Linked DNA regions of Homo sapiens: region 2 is linked to region 1. A link is a loop called in an ENCODE intact Hi-C map of the cell type or tissue named here. Cell type or tissue: mammary epithelial cell. All regions are shown on one strand. Links, peaks and the distances in the headings refer to the core of each region. The heading gives the core; the rest is flanking DNA. Region 1 overlaps SH3PXD2B (SH3 and PX domains 2B). Region 2 has its middle 20 kb from the start of UBTD2.

Evidence for each region. A loop is a pair of places that touch in the nucleus more often than their neighbours do. Peaks named below come from ENCODE experiments on the same cell type or tissue, not always from the same donor. Only the 100,000 strongest peaks of a DNase experiment are listed, where the experiment ranks them.
Region 2: it touches region 1 in a loop (3.0-fold over the local background); 4 of 110 quality-filtered maps call a loop at or near these places.

What each region holds. Positions count from the first base shown.
Region 1 is chr5:172,357,821-172,366,159 of GRCh38, forward strand. SH3PXD2B (SH3 and PX domains 2B) reads right to left here. Exons shown (of 13, transcript NM_001017995.3): 7 at 4,915-5,049; 8 at 953-1,057. Among named protein-coding and RNA genes, the nearest start is that of UBTD2, 78 kb to the left of the region's middle. RefSeq lists enhancers at 3,594-4,793, 3,780-4,009. In mammary epithelial cell, for the core only: no CTCF peak of the experiment used is centred there; a DNase peak (open chromatin) is centred at 3,921; H3K27ac peaks cover 1,722 bases.
Region 2 is chr5:172,299,299-172,307,637 of GRCh38, forward strand. No RefSeq gene overlaps it. Among named protein-coding and RNA genes, the nearest start is that of UBTD2, 20 kb to the left of the region's middle. In mammary epithelial cell, for the core only: no CTCF peak of the experiment used is centred there; DNase peaks (open chromatin) are centred at 943, 4,433 and 4,853; H3K27ac peaks cover 600 bases.

The DNA of each region.
Region 1 (8,339 bases), core at 294-8,293:
TTTGGGCACAGAAATTTCCCCCTTCTCCTCATCCTCTTTTCTAATAAAGATATGCTTTATGTGGCTCCATGCTTTCTCTTAACAGTCAACTAAAAGCCAAACAAACTCAACTCTAGGTCAGGTATTGCTGATACAATAATAACTGTTACTGGTCATTTATTGTTCTAGGTTCTTTGCATGTGGATCTCATTTAATTTTTTCAAAAGTCCTATGATATAGATATCATTGTTTCCATTTTTAGATGAGAGGCTGAGGCTTAGAGAGGTTAAATTACTGGCCCAAGGCCACTCAACCAGGAAGTGGTACAGCTGAGATTAAAATTCAGGTGTGTCTGATTCCTAAGCCCCTGCTGATGAGTGAAGTGAACTCACTAACTGCCCTAGTTTTAGGAATGTTTCTAGCGGGGAAAGGGAGTTGGCTGGGACTTAGCATTTCTGGCATGGCAGGAGTCACCATTCAGGACATGCATAGGGAAGGTTCTCTGGGAAACAACGGAAGTGTGTCTGTGGGTGAGTGGAGGGGGACCCCTGGTCAGGACCACTTAAACCCACAGAGAAGGCAGAGGTTTTTAAACAGATGGGGTCAAATGTCTTGCAAATGAGCTGAAGCAGTTCCAGCACCTTGGCCGCCAGAATAATTCGAGGGAGGAATAGTGAACTGTTTTTGGCGATCAGGCTGGGGCCCTCCTGGGGTCCCATGAAAGGGTTAGGGCTCGAGCTCTGGCCAGGCTCACATAGGTTGCTACCAAAGGCCCCTAAGAGAGGGCGGGCTTGCCCCTCAGCTCTAATACCATGGCCTGGTTTCTGGTTCACAGGCCATGGAGCCTCAGCCAGTGAGCTGCTGAGACGCAGAGGCAGAGGCCAAAAGAAGAGATTGGATGAAAAGGCAACCCAGTATAGGCGATGACTGCACAGGTCCTCCCCAGTGAGCAGAGGCTCGAGCTCCTCCCTACCTTCTTCAGGCTGCAGAGAAAACTCATCCTGCACCCCATCCTGGCCTTCGAGGCACGTTGCAGGGACCCAGCCTTGCTCCTCGGCAGTGCTGACGAACCACCAACCTGGGGAAGCAAGAGTGCAGAATGATGTTAGTTGCATCAAGCATGAGGCCGGGGGTCAGAACATAATAATCTATTCAGCCACTGTACCAGTGAATGCACAGGGTAAGGCTAAAGTTACCATTTTATTGGTAGAACACAACTACCAATGTTACCTGCTAACTGCTAAAAGCAGGTCCAGAAACTTGCTCCTGAGCCTGGGACAGGGAAGAGTAAAGTCATCCTAAATGACAACAATAAAGAGGCAGGGCACGGTGGCTCATGCCTGTAATCCCAGCACTTTGGATGGATTGCTTGAGTTCAGGAGTTCAAGACCAGCTTGGACAACATGACAAAACCCTGTCTGTACGAAAAATTTAAAAATTAGCCAGGCATGGTGGTGCATGCTTGTAGTCCCAGCTACTCGGGAGGCTGAGTTGGGAGGATCACCTGAGCCCAGGAGGTCAAGGCTGCAGTGAGCTATGATTGTGCCACTGCACTCCAGCCCGGGCGACAGAGTGAGACCCCCATCTCAAAAAAAAAAAAAAAAAAAAGTATAAAGAACGTTCACCTTCACTAAGATGTGTGATGCACCCATCATTTCACTTGCATTAAATACAATCTTCACATTATCATCCCAACTGCACACATGAGGAAACTGAGGCTCAAAGAGGCAAACCGACTTGTCCAAGTTCACGTGGCTGCGGTAGAGCTGTGACGTGTGCACGGGGCTGTTTGACTGTAAAGGCCTAGATGCAGATTTAGCATCTGCTTCAGAGGCCTCTCACCCCGGCTCAGACATTCCCCAATGAGAAAGGCCTGCATGGGGCCTGTGGGAGGGAGAATAATGACCCCCTCCCCACAAAGATGTCTGTGTTCGAATCCCTCAAACCTGTAAATATATGAAGTTACGTGGCACTAGGGAATTAAGGTTGCTAATCTGCTGACCTTAAAATAGGGAGTTTATCCCAGATTCTCTGGGTGGGCCTAATGTAATCCCAGGGGTCCTTAATATGCAAGAAGGAGGCAGAAGTCATGGGGAGATGTGGCTGTTGAGGAAAGACACAGAGAGGTGCAACATTGCTGGCGCTGAAGAAGGAAGAAAGGGCCATGAGCCAAGGCGGCTTCCAGGATCTGGAAAAGGCAAGGAAACAGATCCTATTCGGAACCTAAAGAAAGCAATGGGGCCCTGTCGATCCCTTGATTTTAGGCCAGTGAGACCATGCTGAACTTCTGACCCACAGACTATTAGATAATAAATATGTGCTGTCGGCCGGGCGTGGTGGCTCATGCATGGTGGGTCTACGATTTTCTAAATATTTGTATTTGTAAATATTTGTATGAAGATAAGGAAACTGTCATAACACAATGATAGCAATGGCAACAGTGATGTGTCAGATACTGTCCCAAGTGCTGCACGTCCACTCCTAGCTTGCTAGATCCTCACCACAGCCTTATGAGGTGTGTATTATTATTGCTGCCATTTTACAGATGGGGAAGCCGAGGCTCAGCAACTCTCTCAAAGTCACAAAGATAGAAAGCAGCAGTGCCAGGATTCAAACCAAGGCGGTCTCTGAGCTCTTAACCATTTTCACTAATGCCTCACACACTGCTGGAGGGAGGATAAATCAAAACAGCCACTGTTTTGGAAGCAGACAAGTTGGTGGTATCTTAAAATTTAAAATATGTGTGTCCTGGCTAGGTACAGTGGCTCACGCCTGCAATCCCAGCAGTTTGGGAGGCTGAGGCGAGTGGATCACCTGAGGTCAGTAGTTCGAGACCAGCCTGACCAATATGGTGAAACCCTGTCTCTACTAAAAATACAAAACTTGACCAGGCATGGTGGCATGTGCCTGTAGTCCCAGCTGCTTGGGAGGCTGAGACAGGAGAATCACTTGAACCCGGGAGGTGGAGGCTGCAGTGAGCCAAGATCGTGCCACTGCATGCCAGCCGGGGCAACAGAGTGAGTCTCCGTCTCCAAAAAAACTAAATAAGTAAAAAAAGATATGTGTATCTTAGGGTCCAGCTGTTTCACTTGTTGGAATCTAACCTAAAGAAACACTGACGTGCACACAGACATGTTCACACTGGAGTACGAATATGAATATATGAACATGGCTCACTCGGGCACTGAATACTACGCAGATGTGAAAAAGTATCAGAGGAGCTAGATAGTAACTAAAAAAAGTTGCAGATCAAAATGTATACAATGACACCATTGGGTTTTTAAAAAACCCACAAAAATACATATATATACATACAAAATATGATGTGTTTGTATATGTACAAGTATATATGTATGAATGAGTACCTGTGTATGTGTGAGTGTATATGTTCACACGTACACACACGCACACATACACACATGTGTATATAACATTTTCAAGAAAGATTCATACCTAATGGATAGAAGGGCTATCTAGGGTTCAGAAAGGGGGTTAGGGTTGAAGCTGGTAGAAAAAATAGATTTTAGTTTCATCATTAATCTTCTAAGAATAATGTATCCACGTATTACTTGGATAAGTACAATATAATTAAAAATAAATGTCATCAGTGTGTTGGCTACTTGAAGATGTACCCACTCACCCTCTCCCTTCTTCTTGCTGCCCTCTGGACATACCAACACTCTTCCTGGCCCCCACACTTCTTCCCAGTCACCCAAGCTTCCTGACTTCCTGCAAGCTGGGGGCCCAGGGCAGTGGGTGCTCCTGTCTTTACGTCCCCATGGTTGTGTCCTAGCCACATCATACAATCTGCACACACTCATTCTCAGGAACTGGAAAGTCACATGGCCTTAGGGGCTGCTGGAGTTGGTTTCGAATTCTGGCTCTGCAGGCTGTTGTGAGATGTGGGGTGAGTGACTGAGTTATTTGGAGTCATGGTTGCATCAGCTGTGAAGCAGGGATGGCAACTCCTATGTTGAGTAACCAAGGAAGTTTGGCTGGCTGGCGCTGGTCTCGTGACTAATGCCACCACCATCCAGATGATGTTAGAAACATCATCTTTCTCCTCTTCTTTGGACCTCAACTCGCCATTGGGCTGTCACAGAGACTGACCCACTAATGATAGGATTAGCTAACGTCACATGTTAGCCACAACAAACCCAGTCGTTTCCACTGCATTTTCCCAGGGAGGATCTGCTTATTTCCTGCTCTTTGCCTTCAATGGGGTGCAATGGCTGCTTTGTAGCTAAGGAAGGCAAACGGGAAGGAAACCCACATTTTTTTGAGCATCTACTGTGTGCTAAGCACAAGTTTAAGCACTCTTTGTATCTTATCTCACTTAATCTTTACAATCACTCTTAAGAGCAGAAGTTTTTATTTTGTAGATAAGAAAACGAACAGTCAGAGAATGAAGGCACTGAACCACTGTGAAATGTGGAATTCTGATGGAAATCCAGGTTAAGTGTCTCAGTCATACCACATTCTGTCCCAGACCCAGCCAGTGTTCATGACCAGTGGTCCCTGTGATGGGCAGGTAGGCTAAGGAGACAGGGAATGCGCCTGTCCCATTAGAGCCCAGAGCAATGGAGCCTTCTCGGAGACTCCCATGGGTAAGCAAAGGCAAATCAACAGAGCACATTTCCAGTGAATGCTGGACTTTGTCTGCCAGTGCTTTAGAACCAGAAGGAATGTTTATAAAATGTCAACGTCAGAACAAATCGGTACCATCTGAGCCAAAAGGATAATGGTGAGTGGTGGCCAGGTGGGATATTCAAGCACAGTGATCAAACAGGGGCCTCTTTCTAGGAGACCCTCAGCAGGATCTATGGGAACTGGCCAGTCTGGACTGGCCATTTCAGTTTCTGAGTTTCCAAATGTTTCATGTCCCAGGGGCTTGGTGGCAGGGTAGTGGGAGAGGGAGATGGTCTAGGTCCCCACCTGACTCATTCTTCTCGATGATGTCCACCACCTGCCCCACGCTGAGGCTGATCTCCGAACTCTCCTGCTTCTGGTAGTTGGCTACCACCACATACTGCTCCAGGACCATGGGGTCCACTGAGGTTTGGTCACCCCCTGTGGATAGGAAACAGACATGACATCTGGCCACCACTCATGCATGAAAGAGCAGGAGTCAGAGCAGTAGGGCGGGTCAAGAGGACGTTCCAAATAAAAAAGCAGCAGTTACAGGACTCATCTCAAGGGTGACTTCATCCATTCATTGTTCTATTCATGTGCTTACTCAACCACCAAAATTGACCAAGTGCTATTTGCAGGCACTGGGGGTTCAGAGTTGATTAAGATATGGTACCTGCTCTGAAGATGTTGACAGCCTAGAGGGAAAGCTCATTCATTCATACTTAGCCATCCCTCCATCCATCTGTCCATCCATCCATCCATCCATCCTCCATTATCCATCCATCCAAACATTCATCTATCTGCCGTCCATTCAACCATCTATCCACTCATGATATATCAAATTAAACACCATCATCCATCAACCATCTCATCACCCATCCAAAATCACTCGCCTATTAATCTATGAAATCACCAGTGATGTTCCAGATACTCTAAAGAGTACAACGGTGAATAAAACAGCTGTGACTCCCAGCCTCAAGTAACTCAATCTAGTCACAGAGAGAGACATGTACATAAGTATATATAATTAATAAGATATAGAATTATGTAAGCGTTAGTTTATGAAAAATTGATGGAAACAACCAGGATGCTGGGACAGAGAATGAAGGGGAAAGACAATGCTACATTTAACGGGGTGGCTGGCAAGACCTCCCTAAGGAGGTGACATAACGCAGGGACCCGAGAGAGGAGGAGGGGTCATGAAGAGAATGGGGGAAGAGCAGCGTAGGCACACTCTGAGATGGGAAAGGACTTGGGGTCTTCGGGACTGGAAGGAGGCTAGGTGAGGAAGTGCATGGAAAGAGTGGTTCTGAGTGAGGTCCCCGAGGCAAGCATGGGTCAGATCAGGCAGGGCCTTTGGGGCTAAGTAAAGAAGTTGGGTTGCTTTTAACCTTGAAGTAGAAAGTCAATTAAGGGCTTTGAGAAAGGAATGACAAGAGTTACATCTTTAAAAAGATAATTCTGGCTGCCATGTGGAGAATGGATCAGAGGTTGGCAAGAAAGAAAGCAGGAGACTAGCTGGTAGACATGAAGATGTCAAGGAAGAGGCGAAGGTGGCCTGAACCAGGGCAGTGGCAGTAGGAGGGAACGAAGTAGAGAGGTGCTCCAGGGAGGCTGTGCCATGGGATTCAGGGTGGACAGCTTCCTGGGAGTCGTGTGGCCCTGGTTAAGCGCTAAGACATATCTGACAAATAAATGAAAAGATAATGCAGAATACAGGTGATTTAAATAGCAAGGACATCTGAGTTCAGAGACCCCAGAGAGAAGCGGGCAGCTGGGTGACTTTTAGAGCAGCAGGCTAAATGTGGGGGAAGGGCAGCCAGACATTTGCGGTCACAGGAGGGCCCTGGTATTCTAAAAGTCCTGATTCAAAATAGTCTTTCCTATTGTTCCTATAAATCATTAAAATATCCAGGAAACCCCACATTTTTGTGTCAAAATACACCCAATTGGCCAGGCGTGGTGGCTCATGTCTGTAATCCCAGCGCTTTGGGAAGCCAAGGAGGGTGGATCACCTGAGGTCAGGAGTTCAAGACCAGCCTGGCCAACATAGCGAAACCCCGTCTCTACTAAAAATACAAAAAGGAGCTGGGCATGCTGGCACGCGCCTGTAGTCCCAGCTACTCAGGAGGCTGAGCCATGAGAATCGCTTGAACCCGGGAGGCAGAGGTTGCAGTGACCTGAGATCGCACCACTGCACTCCAGCCTGGGTGACAGAACAAAACTCCGTCCTCCGCTCCCCGCCCAAAAAAACCAAAAAAACCAAACAAAACCAAAACCACCCAATTGTGGAGCAGTGTGGGACAGCCAGCGCACAGAGCTGACTTTGTGCATCTCTCCCCACTCTGTTGGGTGGTGTCTTGTTGGTAGCTCGAAATTGGCCATGGTGGGAGTATTTACACCACAGAAATTGGCAAATGCTACAAAGCAGGGCTTCTCCACTGGAGAGCTGGTAGTTAAGCATCCACGAGCACACCACTGCACTCCAGCCTCTGCAACCAGAAGCAGCACAGAAGCCCCTTGTTAGAACCATGAGGTCTGGATTTTTGATGTGAAAAAGCAGAATAGGGCATTGTAGCTGGGTGAAGGGTACTGCTTCTTGGCTCTGTGCCCATGCTCTGGCCACTCCCCCTCCCTGCCTGAGGGTAACAGGGAAATGGGAGGGCCTTTGGGCTGGGGACAACCCTGCTGCTTGCACTCTGCATAGAGAAAGCATGAGGAGAACAGAGGAAGAGAGAGCAGGAAAGAAACAGAAGATGCAGGCTGATGGTTCAGAAGATCGGGCAGGAAGCAGCCTCAATGAGGGTCTATCACAGCCTACAGACAGCACAGAAACCATCCCAACACAGCTGCCCTGCAAGCTGGGTACTGCCACCCCCATTTTGTGGGCAGGAACACAGAGGCTCAGAGATGTTAAGTGACTTTCTCTGGATCACACAGCTGGCTATGGACAAAGCTGGACTCTGTCCACTTGACTCCAGGCTCTTCTGGGTGTTGGGGCACGACAGTGAGAAAAGATAAGATGACGGAGGAAGAAGGGTGGTCTGAGGCCTGCGGGCTCTCCTTCCCCGAGGGCCTGGTCAGGCTCAGTCTGACATCTCTGGGTGTCTCAAGGCTTGTCTGCTATTTCCAGCCCTCTCCTCATCCTCCACTTCCCCCGAGGTCAGGTGGCAGGGCCGACTTTTTCTAGACTCAAGATGACAGTTCCCCCAAGCCAGCCCAGCCACGTGAGCAGTGGCCTGAGAGTGGGCTGCTTCACGTCCCCTTCCTGCTGGCCCCATTAACAATGAGCTTCTTGAGGGCAGTGGCCTTGACTGCCTCTGAACCACCTGGCACTTACTAGCTCTTTGAAGGTGCTGTCCAGTGAATGAATGAATGTAGGATGCTGGCTTTTGAAGATTCTTGACTACCTGTGTCCTGGTCACTAGACTCACTCTTCTCTGAATCCAATCCAGCATCTACCCCAGGATACAGCCTGCCCGAGGGCTCAAAACCCCAGGATTGCAGTTTCCCTTCTGTCTGGGCCCTCAGGTGAGCTGGACCAGGTAAGTGTGTTTCCCTGTGCCTCAGCTTGACAGAAAGAACTGGAAAGGAAAGAGAAAAAGCACCCACTTCACAGCCAGGTTGGTGCCTGCACCTGCTGCCCAGGTTAATGCTCAAAGAGACATGCCCACGTCTTCCAGGCAGGCAGTCGTTGGCTGGTGTGGGGTCAGGGAGTGGCTGTGAGG
Region 2 (8,339 bases), core at 255-8,254, 59 kb before region 1:
GCCTCCCAAAGTGCTGGAATTACAGGCGTGAGCCACCATGCCTGGCCTAATGATGGAAGATTTAAGGACTCAGGAATTACCAGGCAGCCATCCAGCCTCTTCGTGGGTCCAGGCTTCACATTGGATTTATACCCTCTTAAACACCAATCTTATTTCTTTAATTCAGGAAAGTACCAGAGTAAACAATCATTTGTGAGTTACAAAGATTAACCATTTGTGAATGGTTAAAGATCTGATTAAAGTTAATTACAATGTTAATACAATTCACAACAAAATTTGATTATTTCTCTTGCATGCAACATTTTAAAATAATAACTAAAATTATGAATGATAACATTCTACCAGGACTATTTGATTTCTATAAATATCATATAATTTCTAAAACACACATTAATAACACGTCCATACAAATATAATTCAAAGAAGGTTTACTATTACTTATCATTTGGCAATGCTTCCCATATAATTTAATATATTTAATAGGCTCAATTCATGTGATATCTCTCTTTTTATAAGGAAAGGTATCATTCTGAGATATTCCAAAGGCCCACCTGGAAAAATTCAAAGTTAATTCAAGGTCAAGAAAAAGACTTCATTTAGATTTTGATTTTGGGGGAGTTTGTCAAACATATCAAAGATTTAAAACATTTGATCAAAATAGGTTCACAGGTCACTGTGAACAATAGTCATTCATTTAACCAAAGTGACAATTAAAAGGCTTCAAAGGCAAATACAGAAAGTTACATAGCTGTAAAAAAAAAAAAAAAAACCTCAGCTCAAGTGTATAAAACATTTATACACTTAGCTTGGAGCTAAGGTTTTTTTTGACAACCATGTAACTTTCTGTATTTAGTCAACTTTCTGATCTCTCAGTTTTCTTAAGTGACCGAAAACCCAATAAAGACAACACAAGGCTGGTTGCAGTGACTCATGCCTGTAATCTCAACAGCCTGGGAAGCTGAAGTGGGAGGATCAGTTGAGGCCAGGAGTTCAAGACAAGCCTGGCGAGCATAGTGAGACCCATCTTTACAAAATAAAAAAGTAGCCAGGTGTGGCAGTGAGCACCTGTAGTTCTAACTACTTGGGAAGCTGAGGCATGGGGATGGCTTGAGCCCAGGAGTTCAAGGCTGCAATGAGCTATGATATGCCACTGTACTCCACCCTGGGCAACAGAGTGAGACCCTGTCTCTTAAAAAAAAAAAATTGAAGCACAGGAAAATTTCTTGGTAAGACACAGAATCTTTTTTTCCCCTAGGCCAATTACCTAAAAGGTAAAGAAAAATTGTTAACAATTTTCTGTTAAGATCAGAGGCCAATACTCTAAGAAAACCTTGTTGTTTTAACAGAGAAGGCCAAATTCTAGTTTTGCTATTAATGCTCAGTTTTTTAGGAAAAACATTCTAAATAATTCCCTACATCACACATAAAATTTATATCACAAGATTCATCTTCCACACACCTACAACCTTCTTATCCATTCAGGTTTTGCTCCTATACTTTTTCTCTTCTCATTTGGAACAACTAACCATTCTACTTCAGGAAAAAATTACTCTCTTTTATGCAGCCAAAAGACACATGAAAAAATGCTCATCATCACTGGCCATCAGAGAAATGCAAATCAAAACCACAATAAGATACCATCTCACACCAGTTAGAATGGCAATCATTAAAAAGTCAGGAAACAACAGGTGCTGGAGAGGATATGGAGAAATAGGAACACTTTTACACTGTTGGTGGGACTGTAAACTAGTTCAACCATTGTGGAAGTCAGTGTGGTGATTCCTCAGGGATCTAGAACTAGAAATACTATTTGACCCAGCCATCCCATTACTGGGTATATACCCAAAGGACTATAAATCATGCTGCTATAAAGACACATGCACACGTATGTTTATTGTGGCACTATTCACAGTAGCAAAGACTTGGAACCAACCCAAATGTCCAACAATGATAGACTGGATTAAGAAAATGTGGCACATAAACACCATGGAATACTATGCAGCCATAAAAAAATGATGAGTTCATGTCCTTTGTAGGGACATGGATGAAATTGGAAATCATCATTCTCAGTAAACTATCGCAGGGACAAAAAACCAAACACCGCATGTTCTCACTCATAGATGGGAATTGAACAATGAGAACACATGGACACAGGAAGGGGAACATCACACTCTCAGGCTGGTCTCAAATTCCTGACCTGAAGTGATCTGCCCTCCTCAGACTCGCAAAACGCTGGGATTACAGGTGTGAGCCACCGCGCCTGGCCTCTTTTTTTTTTTTTTTTTTTTTTTTTGAGACATAGTCTCATTCTGTCGCCCAGGTTAGAGTGTAGTGGTGCGATCTCTAGGAACCTCTGCCTCCTGGGTTCAGGTTCAAGTGATTTTCATGCCTCAGCCTCCCAAGTAGCTGGGATTACAGTGCATGCCACCATGCCCTGCTTAATTCTCATATTTTTAGTAGAGATGGGGTTTTGTCATTTTGGCCAGGTTGGTCTCAAACTCCTGTCCTTAAGTGATCCAGCCGCCTCAGCCTCCCAAAGTGCTGGGATTACAGGCATGAGCCACAGCACCCGCACATAATATATTTTATAGTAAACTGGTATATGTAAATAAAGCTTATCGCTGAGTTCTGTGAGCTGTTCCAGCAAATTATCAAACCTGAGGAGAGGGGTTGTGGGAACTCCAATTTTATTTTATTTTTTTTGAGACAGAGTCTTGCTCTGTGGCCCAGGCTGGAGTGCAGTGGTGTGATCTCGGCTCACTGCAACCTCCGCCTCCTGGGTTCAAGTGATTCCCATGCCTCAGCCTCCCACACAGCTGGGATTACAAGCGTGCACCACTACACCCGCTAATTTTTGCATTTTTAGTAGAGCTGGGGTTTCGCCACGTTTGCCAGGCTGATCTCAAACTTCTGCCCTCAAGGGATCAGCCTGCCTCAGCCTCCCAAAGAGCTGGGATCACAGATGTGAGCCATCACACTCTGCCAATGGAGGTTTACTTTGGATCCCACTTCCGATGCCAATCTGTTAAAAGAAAAACTTCAAAGTAAATTTAGCAGAGTTTATTTGAGCAAAAAACAATTCACAAATGAGGCAATCCTCAAAACCAAAACAGGTTCAGAGAGCTCTAGCCTGCAATATGGTCAGGCAGCGTTTATGGACAGAAAATGGAGGTACAGAGACAGCTCTATTGATTACAGCTGGGCATTTGCCTTATTTGAACATGGTCTCCTCAGCTGGGGGCTGCGACTGACTGAAGCTGGGCTGCTATGATTGGCTGAGACTCAGATATTAGCTCCAAAAGTATACTCCTAAGTTAGGCTTTTAGTTAATTTATGTACTAAGTTAGGTTGCAGTTTGTTCCATAAGGACTCAAGTATGGAGGCATCCTTAGGCCAAATTTAGTTTAACAGATGTATAAAACACCCATGTCAATAAAAATTAAACAATGAGTTGGGTTTAAATTAATTACATTTCCAATTCAAGTTATAAAAAACAAAAGAAAACACAAGGAAGAAAAGAATAAAGACAAAACTAAAAAGCAATAAAGCCAAGAACTGAAAAACAGCAGATCAAAATAAAACAAAATACGGATTCTTTGAATAAAGTCAGAAAATAGTCAAGCCATGATCTAATTTAATTAAAAAATACGTGGGGAGGAGTAAGCACAAATATGCAGAATAAGAAATGGCAAGGGAAAGAGACTATTACTACAGAGGAAGCCAGACAGTCATAAAAGACTCCTGTGCACACATACCTCTTAGCCCATTTAGGCTGCTATAACAAAATACCGTAAACTGGGTAGCTTACAAACAACAGAATTTATTTCACACAGTTCTGAAGGCTGGGAGCCTAAGATCAAGGCAAGCAGATTTGGTATCTGGTGAAAGACCTGTTTTCTGATTCATAGATGGTGGCTTCTACCTGTGCCCTCACATGGTGGAAGAGGTGACAGAGCTCCTTTGAGCTGACTTTCTAAGGGCACTAATCCCTGTGAATATTGTCAGAATCAAAATGAGTCACTTGTGTTAAAAAAAAAAAAAAATCCCGAAATGCAGAGCCGGGAAGGCCATGAAGGCCTGACAACAAAAGCTATCACAAAAGACTGCAAAACCCATGACCGTGCACAAAGGCACAACCTTACACAAAATAATTCTTCTGCGAGGACATCTGCCCAGCAACTGCCTGTCCAAACTTGGACTGACGCCACCCTTGTTATTGATCCTTTTAGCCAAAGATAATTATCTCAAAAGAATTATGTAATCCCTCTCATTTTTTCTTTAAAAACTTTTGTCTTCCTTTACCTCCCTCAATATGCATGTAGTTTACTATTGTGGGTATATTCCCATTGCAACACCCATTTCCAAATATGATTTAGAGAGTCTCCCTCTCTGTTTGTTATTTAGGATGACATAACATTCATGGGGCTCCACCCTCATGACTTAATCATTTCCCAAGCTCCACTTCTTAATACCATCACCTCAGGGGTTAGAATTTCAACATAAGAATTTGGGGAGGGACACAAATATTCAGACCATACCACACACCTCTATGCAAAGAAATTTGAAAACCTAATGAAATGGATAATATCTCAGTAAAATATAGTTGAACAAAATCGACCTCACTGAAAAGTTAAATCAATTTCAAGGAATAAATATGGCATGCTATCAAGGAACTAACTCACATCAGCACCAAGCTCAGATGGTTTCACAAGAGGATTTTATAAAAATGGTTAACAAATAAATAGGGCTATTACTACATAAATTATTCCAGAGAAGAGAAAATGAAGGTGATTTTTTTTTGTATCCTTGACCAAATGAAGGGAAATTTCTAAATTCTATGAAGCAGGTTGACATTGATATCCTAAGCTGATAAAGAGAGCAGACACAGTATCATTTTTTAAAATGCTAAATATTGGCTGGGTGCAGTGGCTCATGCCTGTAATCCCAATACGTTGGGAGGCCGAGGTGGGTGGATCACCTGAGGTCAGGAATTTGAGGCCAGCCTGACCAACATGGTGAAACTCCACCTCTACTAAAAATACAAAATTAGCCAGACATGGCAGGGCATGCCTGTAATCCCAGCTACTTGGGAGGCTGAGGGAGGAGAATCCCTTGAACCCGGAAGGCAGAGTTTGCAGTGAGCTGAGGTTGTGCCATTGCATTCCAGCCTGGGCAACAAGAGAAAAACTCTGTCTCAAAAAAAAAAAAAAAAAAAAAAAAAGCTAAATATCACCTCCTTTGAGAATAAAAATAAATAATGTTAAATAAAATGTTAGCAAACAGATTCAAATACCACATTAAGAAAATGATAAACCATGACCAAGTGGAGTTAATAATGAAAATGTGAGATGAGTCCAATATTGCAAAATCTTTTTTTTTTTTTTTTCCCAGAGTTTTGCTGTTGTTGCCCAGGCTGGAGTGCAATGGCACAATCTCAGCTCACCGCAACCTCCGCTTTCTGGGTTCAAGTGATTCTCCTTCCTCAGTATGAGCCACCACCCTGGCTAATTTTGTATTTTTAGTAGAGATGGGGTTTCTCCATGTTGGTCATGCTGGTCTTGAACTCCTGACCTCAGGTGATCTGCCCGCCTCAGCCTCCCAAAGTGCTGGGATTACAGGCATGAGCCACCATGCCCAGCAGCAAAATCTTTTAATATAATTAAACATATTTGTAGATCTAAGAAGAAAAATCATATGATCATTCCCATATGTACTTAAAAAGCTTTGACAAAACTGGCCAGGTGCGTTGGCTCACACCTGTAATCCCAGCACTTTGGGAGGCTGAGGCTAGCAGATCACTTGAGGCTAGGAGTTCAAGACCAGCCTGGCCAACATGGTGAAATCCCATCTCTGCTAAAATTACAAAAATTAGCCAGGCATGGTGGCATGAGCCTGTAATCCTAGCTACTTGGGAGACTGAGGCAGGAGAAGTGCTTGAGCCTGGGAGGCAGAGGTTGCAGTGAGCCAAGATCGAGCCACTGCACGACAGCCTGGGTGACAAGATCAAAACTCCATCTCAAAAAAAAAAAAAAAAAAGAAGAAAATGTTTTGAGAATCTGTCTCAAAACAAACAAACAAAAAACAAACAAACAAAAAAAGCTTTGACAAAACCAAGCATCCATTGTGAAAAAGTAACAAACAAAAACCAAACAACAAAAAACTCTTGAAAAACACACTAAAAACATATATACGTTAGTCCTAAAGCCAGTATCTTACTTAAGGGAAAACACTAAAGATCAGGAGTAAGACAAGGAAACTCATTAGTTTCACTACTATTTAACATTGTCCTGGAGGTATAAGCCAATGCAATTAGACAAGAAAAGTCAAGTTAGGCATAAGAATTGGAAAAAATATATAGTAAGTATCTCTGTATGCCAAAGGTATGATAGCATACCTGGTGAATCCCAGAGATTCGTTGATAATGTTCAAACAGTAATAGCATTCTGCAGGTATAGTATATAAAATTAATATATAAAATTTAATAGCTTTCATCCAAACAATAATTAGAGCATAATCTTGCAGGAAAAATCATTTACAATGATGACAAGGAAGATAAAACATTTAGGAATAATGTTAACAAGAAATGCACAACATGTGTATGGGAAAACTTTGAAACATAAGAAGTAGACTTGAAGCTGGTGCATGCCTCTAGTCCCAGCTACTTGGGAGGCTGAGGTGGGAGGATTGCTTGAGCCCAGGGTTTTGAGTCTAGCCTCTTGGGAAAAAAAAAAGCAGACTAGAATGAATGGTAAAACGTTCCTTGCTCTTTGATAGAGTGATTCAACTTACTCCCCAAATTCATTTATGATATTAAACTGGGCCCCATAAAAATACCAAAAAATTTTGTTTTAATGATATGGACAAGTTGATATTAACTTCAGGTGGAAAATATGGATTTTTTTTTTTTTTTTGGAGATGGAGTTTCACTCTTGTTGCCCAGGTTGGAGTGCAATGGCACCATCTTGGCTCACTGCAACCTCTGCCTCCCAGGGTCAAGTGATTCTCCTCTCTCAGTCTCCTAAGTAGCTGGAATTACAGGCGCCTGCCACCACACTCGGCTAATTTTTGTATTTTTAGTAGAGACAGGGTTTCATCATATTGGTTAGGCTGGTGTCGAACTCCTGACCTCAGGTGATCCACCCGTTTTGGCTTCCCAAAGTGCTGGGATTACAGGCGTGAGCCACTGCTCCTGGCCTGGAATTTTTAATAAGTAGTATTGGGGCAACTGAAAAACCATTTGGAAAAGATAATAAAATTAGATTCATTCCTAATCCCACACACAAGAATAAACTCAAAATAGATCAGAGTTTTAAACATAAAATATGAAACTGTATGTCTAGACAAGAACTAGATGAAAATATGGGTAAATTCTATAACTTAGATGCAGGGAAAGTCTTTTAAATTGCGTCTCAAAATCCAGATACAATACAAGAAAAATAGATTCATTTAACTGTATAAAAATAAAACGTTTTGCATGACAAAAACACCCAAGCAAAGTCAAAAGATGAATAACCAACAAGGAGAAAATATTTGCAGTTTGCATCACAGTTTTAAAAAGTCAAAATATATGAAGAAAAAAAGATCAAAAAACATCCTGTGGAAAATTTGACAAAAGGCATGACTAGACAACTCACACACACAAAAGTTATCCAATGGCCCTTAAACATACATAAATATGTTCAACAACTCATAATAAAAGAAATAAAAATTAAAACTACACTGAGTATTGAATGTCGTAAGTAAATGCTTTTATTTATCAATTGATTTCCCACAAAGGTGCCAAGGCAATTCAATGGGAAAAAAATAGTCTTTCAACAAATAGTACTAGGACAACTGGATATCCACATGAAAAAGAATGAAATTGGACTCTTGCTTCACATCCTGTAACAAAATTAACTCAAAATGAATCAAAGACCTAAATATAAGAGCTAAAACTATAAAAATTTTAGGAGAAAACCTTGAAAACATTATGCTAAGTGATAGAAGTCAGTTGAAAAAGGCCACTTAGTGTCTGATTGCATTTATATGAAATGTCCATAATTGGCAAATCTATGCAGACAGAAAGTAGGGCTGGGTGCGGTGGCTAACACCTATAATCCCAGCACTTTGGGAGGCTGAGGTAGGTGGATCCCTTGAGGTCAAGAGTTTTAGACCAGCCTGATCAGCATGGTGAAACCCTGTGTCTACTAAAAATTCAAACATTAGCCAGGTATGGTGGCATATGCCTGTAATCCCAGCTACTTGGGAGTCTGAGTCAGGAGAATCCTTGGGCCTGGGGGGAGGCAGGGGTTGCAGTGAGCTGAGATGGTGCCATTGAACTCTAGCCTGGGCAACAAAGT